Linked DNA regions of Homo sapiens: region 1 is linked to region 2. Evidence: read pairs that join two places in POLR2A ChIA-PET (ENCODE). Cell type or tissue: PC-3. All regions are shown on one strand. Each heading gives the region's core, and the rest is flanking DNA. Links, peaks and the distances in the headings are about the cores only. Region 1 has its middle 25 kb from the start of FAM110C. Region 2 overlaps PXDN (peroxidasin).

Region 1 (7,822 bases), core at 1,980-5,979, 1.6 Mb before region 2:
CTCACCCGTGTGTCACACACAGAGAACAGCAATGAACGTCCTGCAAAAATGCCACTCACCCCTGGTCACACACAGAACACCAATGAACGTCCTGTAAAACTCCCGCTCACCCGTGTGTCACGCAGAGAACACCAATGAACGTGCTGCAAAACTCCCGCTCACCCCTGTGTCACGCACAGGACAGCAATGAACGTCCTGCAAAACTCCCGCTCACCCATGTGTCACACACGGAGAACAGCAATGAACGTCCTGCAAAACTCCCGCTCACCTGTGTGTCACACAAAGAACAGCAATGAACGTCCTGCAAAACTTCCGCTCACCCGTGTGTCACACACAGAGAACAGCAATGAACGTCCTGCAAAAATGCCACTCACCCCTGGTCACACACAGAACAGCAATGAACGTCCTGCAAAACTCCCGCTCACCCGTGTGTCACACACAGAGAACAGCAATGAACGTCCTGCAAAACTCCCGCTCACCTGTGTGTCACACAAAGAACAGCAATGAACGTCCTGCAAAACTCCCGCTCACCCATGTGTCACACACGGAGAACAGCAATGAACGTCCTGCAAAACTCCCGCTCACCTGTGTGTCACACAAAGAACAGCAATGAACGTCCTGCAAAACTCCCGCTCACCTGTGTGTCACACACAGAGAACAGCAATGAACGTCCTGCAAAACTCCCGCTCACCTGTGTGTCACACACAGAGAACAGCAATGAACATCCTGCAAAAATGCCACTCACCCCTGTGTCACACACAGAACACCAAAGAACGTCCTGTAAAACTCCCGCTCACCCGTGCGTGTCACACACAGAGAACACCAATGAATGTCCTGCAAAACTCCCGCTCATCTGTGTGTCACACAAAGAACAGCAATGAACGTCCTGCAAAACTCCCGCTCACCTGTGTGTCACACACAGAGAACAGCAATGAACATCCTGCAAAAATGCCACTCACCCCTGTGTCACACACAGAGAACACCAATGAACGTCCTGTAAAACTCCTTCTCACCCGTGTGTCACACACAGAACACCAATGTATGTCCTGTAAAACTCCCACTCACCCGTGTGTCACACACAGAGAACAGCAATGAATGTCCAGCAAAACTCCTTCTCACCCATGTGTCACACAGAGAACACCAATGAACATCCTGTAAAACTCCTTCTCACCTGTGTGTCACACAGAGAACACCAATGTATGTCCTGTAAAACTCCCACTCACCCGTGTGTCACACACAGAGAACAGCAATGAATGTCCAGCAAAACTCCTTCTCACCCATGTGTCACACACAGAACAGCAATGAACGTCCTGCAAAACTCTGACTCAGAGGACCTTGTCCAAAAAGAACAACATAACTCAACAAAATGCCTTTTTTAGTGTTTAAAAAAGTTGAAAAGAGATGAAATATTTATTAAATTTTTATTAATAAATATGAATGGTGGCTACATTTTCTGTATTTTATGTCTGCATTGCTCACAACAGAGAGAAACATCATTGTAACTCATCTTAATGGTGAAAATATCAGCATTCCTTTCTCCAGCTGACCAAAATATCTCTGCTTTAATTTAAGCCTGATTCTTCTTGTTAATTTTCACAAACTCATGGAAAAACTGATCATTTTCCCCTTTATAAAAATGTATTACAATAATAATGAGAAAACACTTCCTTTTAATAATTTCCTTTAACTTTTTTTGTTTTATTATTTACTTAGCACTTTGAATCACTCCCATCACTTTTTCTGAACTTTCACTAGCTTTCTATTCTCTTTCACGTAATTACCCCAAGGCACCTTTGAAGTTCATCAGAAAAAAAAAAAAAAAAAGGGAAAAGAGACTTCCTGGTACAAAAGAAGCTGCTGAGTCATTTTCCCCGGAACAGAAAACACCAGGATTGTGCGGAAGTCAGGGCTCCGGAGGCACCTGCCCTCAGCAGGGCCAGGGCCACTGGAGAGTGGAGATCCCACACACCTGCCTGAGGTTGCTTTGGGCCCTATGAGGGGCAGTCCAAGAAGCTCCTCGTGTGGAAACATTATCTCATGGTTACCCAGTGGGCACCGAAGCAAGCCAAATCTTTGGTCCACACACAAAGACTCCTTAGGAAAATTATGGGAAGCTGGTCAAAATGATAAAGTAGCACAATTGTTCCTTCTTCACAGGAACCTGGTGTTCTTAATCTTAACACTTCAAATGGTGACATTTTAACCCAGGTGGAGGAAAACATTGGTGTCAAACTGCAGTCACATGTTTGTAATTCTCTCTATAAAACTTTAAAGGCATTGTGTGCATGTTAATCTTCAATAAATGTGATTTATATAGGCAGTTGGCAGTCATACGTTACCTGAACTTGTTCTGACAGGACAGATGAGGTTTCTGGAGCCTAAGGACCTACATCAACAAACCTAATTGTTTTGCCCATGGCTTTTCCAATAAATGAAGGCACTATTGGGAAAAGGGCGATGGCTTGGCGTATTTACTGTGGGTGGTTGAGTGACACGCAGCCTGTGTGATTTAGCGGGAGCTTAATGGTGTCACATGTAAGAAACACTGCAGTCCCCTCTGAATCAAAAGGACTAGGAAGTTTCCAAAACCAACGACTAAGAACTGGTTATTAATTAAACAGGAACCTAATTAATAAATTACCTATAAAAGGTGTATTTTTAGAAATCATTACAATGTAATAATTTATTTTGTACTTTAGAAGGAAGTTTATTGGCTTTGAGCTAATTTTTTCTGGGCAATCTAGACATTGACAGACCATGGAGAAGTAGCCACATGGATGCATTGGCTGTAATTTCTGACCACATATAGCAGGCTCTGATTATGAATTAATGCAAGGTTTTGGAAAAGACAATGGTTTTAAAGCCGATGGTCTCGGGCTAAAGCCTGGCCCTGTCACTTACTTGTTAAACGGACTGATGAAACTTAATAACTCTTCATCAGTACCGTTCAGATGATTGGACTTTCCCCACATGGTTCTATAGGGATTGACAAGGACCATATGTGGAAAAGTTTCTGATATAGTTGGTAGTTTCTTTGCTTTCTCCCTTTATTTTCAGCTATCTTCTTTCCCTCGATTCTGAAACCTTGAGATTCCTAAGCTAGCAAGTGTGTTTGAAAGCAGCTAAGGGTATAGGCAGCACATTTCTGGCAATCTCCACAGTGGTATTTAGGAGAGAACTTTACCTGTGTGGTAGCTTGGAGTCCTTGAACTCCACTACTCACCAACTACATTGTTTTCCAAGAAAGTCTATAGGAAGATTTTCTAAAGTAATCAATTGATATTCCAGTTGTGCAGATGAGCACTTACTTTTGTTCTTAAAACTCCATCTCTCGTGCTGTAGGGTTCCCTTGGGCTCCATGGTGAGAAACTTGCATCCATGCACTGTGAAGGAGCCACGTCAATCAATGAGAATTATTCTCCCTACTAGAGAAGATAAGAGTTAAATAATGCATGAGGAAACTCCTTGCCAGCCATTTTAATTTCTAGAGAAACTAAGAATGTGTACTGTGGAGGAACGTCTGCATCCATGGTGCAGTCCTGCAGGTCTCACTGTACCTGTGCCCATTGCCCTGTGGTTTTGCAATTCCTCTCATTTAAGAGTTGAAGGCCCCTTCCCTACCCTGAAGCTCAGCTTGGTCATAAGACTCATGGTGGCCAGAAGGACGTTAGCAGACTTGGATCAAGCAGAGGCCTGAGGAAGCTCTCGTAGGTTTGTGTTGCCTCTCTTGCTTCTCTGCAATCCTGAGAACATGCCCAGACTAACTTAATCAAGGGATGGGAGAGGCATGTGCATGTGAGCACCACATGGAGCACAGCCAGCTGTCTTAGCCAAGATCATAGCAGACAAGTCTGCAGACAGCTGACTCCCAACCAAGTAGTGATCCCAGCAGGATCGCAGAGCTTCCACCCAATCTGAGGCTGACCACAGACACCTGAGTGAGCCCATTACCAGCTGAACAGACAGTAGAGTGCAATCTTAGATTATAATTGTTTTAAGCCACTGGGTTTTGAGGTAGTCTATTTTGCAGCATTATTGGGTGAATAGATAGCTGATACATGTACTTTAACAATATAAAAACATAAAGAATCCAAAATAGACTAGAGGACAATTATCCTGAGATGATTCATCATAGGATGAATCATAAAAACCATAAGCTTCTCTGAGGTCTGCAAATCCTTCCACAGAATGTTCTTTGTAGAGAGAGGCATACCTGTGCAGTAGCTTCAGGTACACTCTTCAGAATTCTTTCTATTGTAGGAGCTAGAAAGACTGCCAAATGAACAACTTAGAACACCCTCCTTCTCAATCATAGATATTTGAGGTAAGGATAAAGAATCCTGACACGCTGTGGTTAAGATCTTGTCTACGTATAACTACACTTCAGAAGTCACCACTTGCTTTTTTTGTTAATCATTATTGTAGGCAGGATAATAGCCCCTCAAAGATGCCCACATCCTATTCCCTGGAGCTTAAGAATATGTCACCTCATATGGCAAAAGAGACTTGCAGATGTGATTAAGAACCTTGAGATGGGAGATCACCCTGGGTTGTTGGGTGGCCTCAACATCATCACATGAGTCCTCACAAGAGGATGGCAGGAGGGTCAGAGTCAGAAGGAGATGTCAGGATAAAAGCGGAGGTCAGAGAAGAGAAAGGATACCATGGTAGTGGCTTTGATGATGGAGGAGAGGCTGTGAGCCAGGAAATTTGGGCAGTCTCTAGAAGCTGGAAGAGGCCCACTGGGAGATTCTTCCCAGAGCCTCAGAAGGAATGCAGTCCTGTGGACCCTTTTGGACTTCTGACCTCCAGAGCTCTCAGATAATACGTTTGTGTTCCTTTAAGTGACAAAGTACGTGGTAATTTATTACAGAAACAGTAGAAAACTAATACAACCTGCATCCATATACTCTGGTATTTGTAATATGAACTCTGAACTTCCTTGAAGAGCCAAGGCCTTGCCTAAACACTGCTGAGAGATTCGACCATACCTCAGCCATGCTTCCAGAACTGTTCTCGGCTGTGTCCCCTAAGCGACCCCGCCATAATGAGTCCACTCAACAAATCCAACGCTGCGAAACTGCAAAATGTACTCAGTCCCAACCCACAACCATAAATGTTTTTAATAATCTTCCGTTCACTCCCTCCATCATTTTCTATTCCACACAGCCCTCTCTTTTGGTTCCCCATTGTACCCCAACCCCTTTTTTTGTTCCCCCTTTCTCACTTCCTCATGGCCCCGTATTGGTTCCTCTCTGTTGTCCATTTAGAAACCCCAGTTACCTTCATCTTAGCTGGGGTTGAGCTCGGTGTTTCCTGGAGTCTCTTTCCCCTTTTGCAGTAGTCTAAATAAAATCTGTCTTGCTACCTTTAACATGTGTCTGGTGTTGTTTCTCTTTGACAGTAAACAATTTCGTTAAAAAAGGATACTCCATCCAATTCTCCTACGTAGTAATAGAATAACACCAAACTAATGCCTGGTTTTCATAAATCCTCCCTGAAAATACATTTGTCATCTTAGCTGTGTCACTAAAGTATAATGCAGTGAGGGCAGGGCAAATAAACTATGTTCTGTTCCATTCTGGGCATTCGCCTGTGCGGGGCAGCAGAATGAGTGCTGTGCAAGACCAAGAGGGAAGAGTGCTTGGGCTGAGACTGACAAGTAAGCCCCAGAAAGTTCCTGTGGCTCTGAGCTCCCCAAGGTGACTCTGGCAGGCAGGTGAGCTGCCCTTAGCATGCAGCTGTCAACAGCACCCTGAGAAGTGCCCCGGAGGTCCTTGGCAGGAGTCACAAAGAGAGGCTGAGCCATGGCAAGTAGAAGAGAACTTAGGGAAGATGGCATTTCTGCTCTCAGTGAGAGTAGCTTGAAAGGCAAGTGAAGGGAGGAGGGCACCTGTGGTGTTAGACAAAGGAGGTCCACTGCAGATTTAGGAAGGGAGTGTTGTCTTAGGGCTTGTTGATGGAAATCACAAACTGTTTCTGGGATATTTATGTAGAATATACACAATACCTTTTACATCTTCCCTCCTTGTCTGTTTCCCTCATACTATTTTCCTATTAACATTAGAGTTACAATGGAAATAATTTTGTTTGTTTGAGACAGGGTCTGGCTCTGTCACCCAGGCTGGAGTGCAGTGGCTTGATCTCAGCTCACTGAAACCTCTACCCCCCCACCACCCCTGGCTCCATGGACTCTCCCAACTCAGCCTCCAGAGTAGTTGGGATCACAGGCATGTGCCACCGTGCCTGGCTATTTTTCTGTATTTTTAGTAGAGAGGAGGTCTTGCCCTATTGCCCAGGCTGGTCTCAAACTCCTGAGCTCAATCAGTCTGCCTGCCTTGGCCTCCCAAAACGCTGGGATTACAGGCATAAGCCATACACCCAGGTGGAAATATGTTTAAAACAACAATGAAAAGACTCCACACTGCCTGAGGTCTGTCACTAGAAGAAGGGATCGCAGAGAAGCAAGAAAGGCAACACAAATCCACAGGGGCTTCCTCAGGCCTCTGCTTGCTCCAGGTCTGTTAACATTCTTCTGGCCACCATGAGTCTTATGTTCAAGCTGAACTTCAGGGTAGGGAAGGGGCCTCCACCTCTTGAATGAAGGGAATTGCAAAACTGCAGGGCAACGGGCACATGTACGGTGAGACCTGCAGGGCTGCACCATGGATGCAGACGTTCCTCCCTAGTACACATTCCTAGTTTCTCTAAAAATTAAAATGGCTGGCAAGGAGTTTCCTCACACATTATTTAATTCTTGTCTTCTTTAAAAACTAAAGTAATTCTGAAAATTGACTGATGTAGCTCTTTCACATTTGTGAGGACGGTGAAATGAAAATCTGTGCGACAGCACCAGCACTGGCCTCAGTGATTGCATTGTGCTGTCTTCTGCCTGCAAGCTCAGTGACTAAGCCAATTAGAAAATGTACGAAAGCAATAAATTATTAAGGGCCTCAGTATGTTTATGTTTGTGAGTATAGATGTGTGAGAGGAAAATATTTGGAGCCCCTGAAATCACTAACCTAAGAGGACAAGTCAAGCTTGGAACTGCTTAGGGCAAACTGTCTCTCATCCTATTCAAAGTCACTCCTCTGCTCACTGAGATAAATAGATATCTGATTGCATCCTTTGGAAAAGCTCATCAGAAACTCAGAAGAATTGTCTCTCACCTACCTGTGATCTGGAAGTCCCCTGCCTGCTTCAATTTGTCCTGCCTTCACCTCAAGTTGTCCCACCTTTTTGGACCGAACTAATGCTCATTTTACATATATTGATTGATTTCTCATATGTCCCTAAAATGTATAAAACCAAACTGTGCTCTGACCACCTTGGGCACATGTCATCAGGACCTCCTGAACCTGTGTCAAGGGTATATGTCCTCAACCTTGGTAAAATAAACTTTCTAAATTAACTGAGACCTGTCTCAAATTTTGGGGGTTAACAAACGTAACTGTAAAGGATAAATTATTCTGTGGTTCCATCAAAGAAATAATTTTGGGTTCAAGTCTCTTCTGTATAAAGCTGTGAGCATTCTGGCTGGCTGCCCAACAGTAAGGCAATGACTTACCCAAAACAAACAGATGTGCCTGCACATATGTCTACTCACGACATAGGCACCCTGGGAGCCAGGGGATGCATGGTGAGTCTGAACCCCCACAGCACACTTTGTCCTGATGCTGTGGAGCAGGAGCAAGTTCGAGTCACAGTCTTAGGCTCTGGGTCACTGTTCTGGCTCATTGTTCTGGACAGGACCCATGCAGTCAAAAAACCCAAAGTTGGTCAGAAACAAACCGCTGGGCCCTAGAAACCTAAAGATTGTCAG
Region 2 (4,000 bases), core at 1-4,000:
TCAACGCCCATCATCACGGGCAGGACAGTTCTACATCATCTCCCTCCGGCCTGAGGCTTCCCAGGCAGTGTGGGAAGGGGGGCTGCATCTCCTGGCTGGGGTTCACACCTAAGTTTCCTGAGGTCCAAGCTGACCTGGAAAGTTTCTAGTGAGTGGCACATCCTGTCCCAACAAGGGGAACACGGGCAGGATGTGCCTGCACCCTGGGAAAAGTGTTGTCTCCGCACACGGGGAAGAAGTTGTCTGGGGGACAGAGGAGTTCCAGGTAGCAAACACAGGCTACAGGGCAAGGGTTGGAAGAGGCTGGCAGCTGGATGTGAGACAGCCAGGTGGGAAGGGGTCCCCAGGCCCCTCCAGCCGGCCTGTGCACTGGGAGGGGTGCACACTGGGGTGGAGCCCACAGAGGTTTGTGCCATTTGCGGCGGGGAGAAGCCTGGCCCTCCTCTTCCTGGGTGGAATTCAATCTGTGAGGCAGGAAGCCCATGGCAGGAAACACACTATCTTGCTTTGCTGAGGGTCTCTATTTCCCTTTTTTTTTTCCTTTTTGCCCAATAAATCCCATTTTTCTCACTCTTCAAATAGTCTGCGAGCCTAAATTTTTGTGGCCATGTAACAAGGACCCCATCTTTCGCTGAACTAGGGAAAAGTCCTGCAACAGACGTGCTCACTATTAACCCTCAATGAGGTGGCCCCAGGGCACCCCCGAGATGGGGATGGGATCCCGAGAGGTGCTCACCAGGGCGGCAGCGTGAGGGCATCTCTAGGGGCCGACGCTGGCTCCAGGAGGGGAAGGGGAGGCTACACCTCCCATCCGAGGTTCTCCCAGACATGAGCCCAGAGGCGACAGGAACACAGAACTGGCCTCACGACCAGAATCACCCTTTCCCCCGTGAGCAGGTGCACAGCTCTCAGGTGAGGAGGCTGTGAGGGGGACAGTGTCAGCCACGTGCCCAGGGCACCCAACCTGTGCCCACAGCTGAAGGTCAGTACAGGACCACAGGCACATGCAAGACCCAGATGGTCATAGTCAGGTATGTGGCATCTGGCCAGTCGGTCCTGGTGGAGCGAGCTGCTCAGGGCACCCAAGGAAGCATAGGACCCCCAACCTTCATCTGCTCTGAAGCAGAGAGGGCTATTCAGGAGGTCTAGAGAGGTGGGGCAGCTGGCGTGGCCTCCTCCGCCTGGGGCCCCTCAGGGATGTGAGGTTAGAGACTGCTCCGAGCAGACAGCAGCCAGGACACAGCGTGTTCTCTTGATGCAGCTCTGTAAATCTATCACAGAATCTCAATCTGGGGTTGTAGTGTTTGAGCAACTTTAGTAAAGTGAGCAAACAGGAGAGGGGGACCTTGCCAGACACCCAGAGAGAGGCTGAGAACAGAGAGAAGGCAGCTGTCAGCATAATCCAGGCTGTTACCAGTCTGCCCTAAACTTGTCTTGGCTACTTTCTAGAGCATTTATCTGGTGATTTCTTTCTCCTCTCTGTTATCTATCAAATATGGAAGTATTCATCCCATCTTCCTACCCAGGATGTAGTTTTTAGTTTGGCTTGTGGTATTTTTATCCTAAAGGAAAAAAAAAATCACATATAGTTCTGAAGGTCTATGTTTTACTCCACTTTATTTCACTGAAGAGATAAAACAAATCACATAAGACCACTCTGGAGTTAGGCTTGTCTCTTGGCATTTTCTGTTTCTTTCTAGGTCTAGTTTACTGAATACACTCAGTAATATCTAACCGAAACTAACGGTTTCAAGACCATGAAGGAAAACACAAAATGAATGTCACAACTTTCTCCACCAGTCCTAAAATGCCTTAATTATAAGAAATAGCTCAGTATAAGCAAAAAGTATATTTGGAAGCCTTAAAAAATGGGTGGAGGCCGGGTGCGGTGGCTCACGCCTGTAATCCCAGCAGTTTGGGAGCCCAAGAAGGGCGGATCACCTGAGGTCAGGAGTTCAAGACCAGCCTGGCCAACATGGTGAAACCCTGTCTCTACCAAAAATACCAAAATTAGCCAGGCGTGGTCGCACGCGCCTGTAATCCCAGCTACTAGGGAGGCTGAGGCACGAGAATTGCTTGAACCTGGGAGGCAGAGGTTGCAGTGAGCTGAAATCGAGCCATTGCACTCTAGACTGGCAACAAGAACAAAACTCTGTCTCAAAAAAAAGGGTAAAGATCAGCCTCCTTAGTATGCTGTAGAAAGACACAGAATATAGCACAGAGGTTCTTTCCACACTGGTTTTATTTCTACCAGTAAAATATGCGCTGGAATTAAAAATTAATTTGATGAATTTAAAGACGATTTAAATCGTCTTTAATGGCTGGGCATGGTGGCTTATGCCTGTAATCCCAGCACTTTGGGAGGCTGAGGTGGACAGATCGCTTGAGCTTAGGAAATCAAGACCAACCTGGGCAACATGGCAAAACCCTGTCACAAAAAAAGAAAAAAAGAAAGAAAAACCAAAAAAAAAAACCCACAAAATTACAAAACTTAGCTGGGCATGGTGGCATGTGCCTATAGTCCCAGCTACTCAGCTCTTTGGGAGAATTGCTTGAGCCCGGGAGGTTGAGGCTGCAGTGAGCTGTGATCATGCCACTGCACTCCAGCCTGGGCAACAGAGCAAGACCCTATCTGAAAAAAAATTTTTTTAAGTCTTAATTGCCTATCAAAGGATTAACTACTTGCCACATTGTCTGAGCCACATGTTTTTCATTTTGCTCTCTAATGGATTCAATCCACCCTCCATATATTCTCATTCTTTCAGAATCAGATTGTTATCAACATTTCACAATACTTGAAAAAGAACCAGGTGAATAGATAACAGAGAGAAAGAAGGCTTTGCAGCAAAGAAAACACAAAAGGTTTTATACTCACAATCTCTTCATAGATTCCAAGTGATTAAATGTCCCTGGAACTAAATGTGTAATCCGGTTGTTATGCAAAAATCTGTTGAAAGAGATTTTATAACAAACCAATTTTGAAAAATATTTCTTAAAATGTGTAGAAAAGAATATAAGCAGTCAAATATATATCAGCTTTAAAAAAATCTCAGTGATTACATTTATTTAATACAAATGAATCTGAAAACAAAAGAAATGGTTTTTTTTTCCTGTTTTATCAACACTCTCAATTAAAGAGAAAATTATAAGTCCTATTTCCAAATTGTTAGACTAGAAATATGGATTTTATATTGAAACAGTTTTCAGGTGTTTGGTAGATATTGACCTTAATCTAACCAAGCCAGTGACTGAGGCTTGGGCTCTGTGAATGGAAAGGCAAGGAACAACACACAACTCACAGCCTCTCGAGCTTCGGGAGATGCTGGAACGAATCTGGGTCCAAAGTTTCTATCTGATTAAAGTGCAGGTATCTAGAGGAGTTAAAAGAAAAAAAAGTATAACTTACAATTTATTTTCTTAGATCCAGATTTTTGCCCAAATTTTTTTCCTAGTCATTTCAAATTCAGATATCAATAGATAGCTCACTCACTAGACTTCCTACATTGTATGAACAATACATAAAATTATCAAATGATTCAATAAATACAACTGAACACTAGGCACAGATGTCCACCCTAGTGACTGGATAAGGGCGAGGGAGGCCTAGAGGTGCTCACTGAGGTCCTTGACACCGCGTGAGAAGGGCAGTGCTGGCCTGGCCTGACTCGGCCATTTTCACTTCCAAAATATATGGAAAAAAGCAAAAATCAAAAGGATAACTTTAATGATAGCACATACATAAATAGGTGAATACCTTCCCTCAAATCTTTTAACTCGTGTATAAATTTGGCAGGGGCATCATCATATACTTTGACACAGAGTATATTATCAGATACAAAGATATCCTTCAAGACCACAAAGGAAACACAAAAAGAATGTCACACAACTTTCTCCATCAGTCCTGAAGCATTAAATAAGAGACCATCTTTCCTCGGGTGTCGTTGATTGTACAGAATACCCAGTGTTTCTATTTCTTTCCATTTACCATACTTCAACAATT

The links. ChIA-PET counts read pairs that join two places held together with the same protein. Peaks named below come from ENCODE experiments on the same cell type or tissue, not always from the same donor. Only the 100,000 strongest peaks of a DNase experiment are listed, where the experiment ranks them.
Region 1: POLR2A ChIA-PET joins it to region 2 with 9 read pairs; 1 of 35 experiments calls an interaction of 5 or more read pairs at or near these places.

Annotation. Positions count from the first base shown.
Region 1 is chr2:67,659-75,480 of GRCh38, forward strand. No RefSeq gene overlaps it. Among named protein-coding and RNA genes, the nearest start is that of FAM110C, 25 kb to the left of the region's middle. RefSeq lists an enhancer at 81-582. In PC-3, for the core only: no CTCF peak of the experiment used is centred there; a DNase peak (open chromatin) is centred at 4,173; H3K27ac peaks cover 1,339 bases.
Region 2 is chr2:1,680,781-1,684,780 of GRCh38, forward strand. PXDN (peroxidasin) reads right to left here. Exons shown (of 23, transcript NM_012293.3): 5 at 3,300-3,371; 6 at 2,876-2,947. Among named protein-coding and RNA genes, the nearest start is that of LALTOP, 57 kb to the left of the region's middle. In PC-3, for the core only: no CTCF peak of the experiment used is centred there; no DNase peak of the experiment used is centred there; H3K27ac peaks cover 23 bases.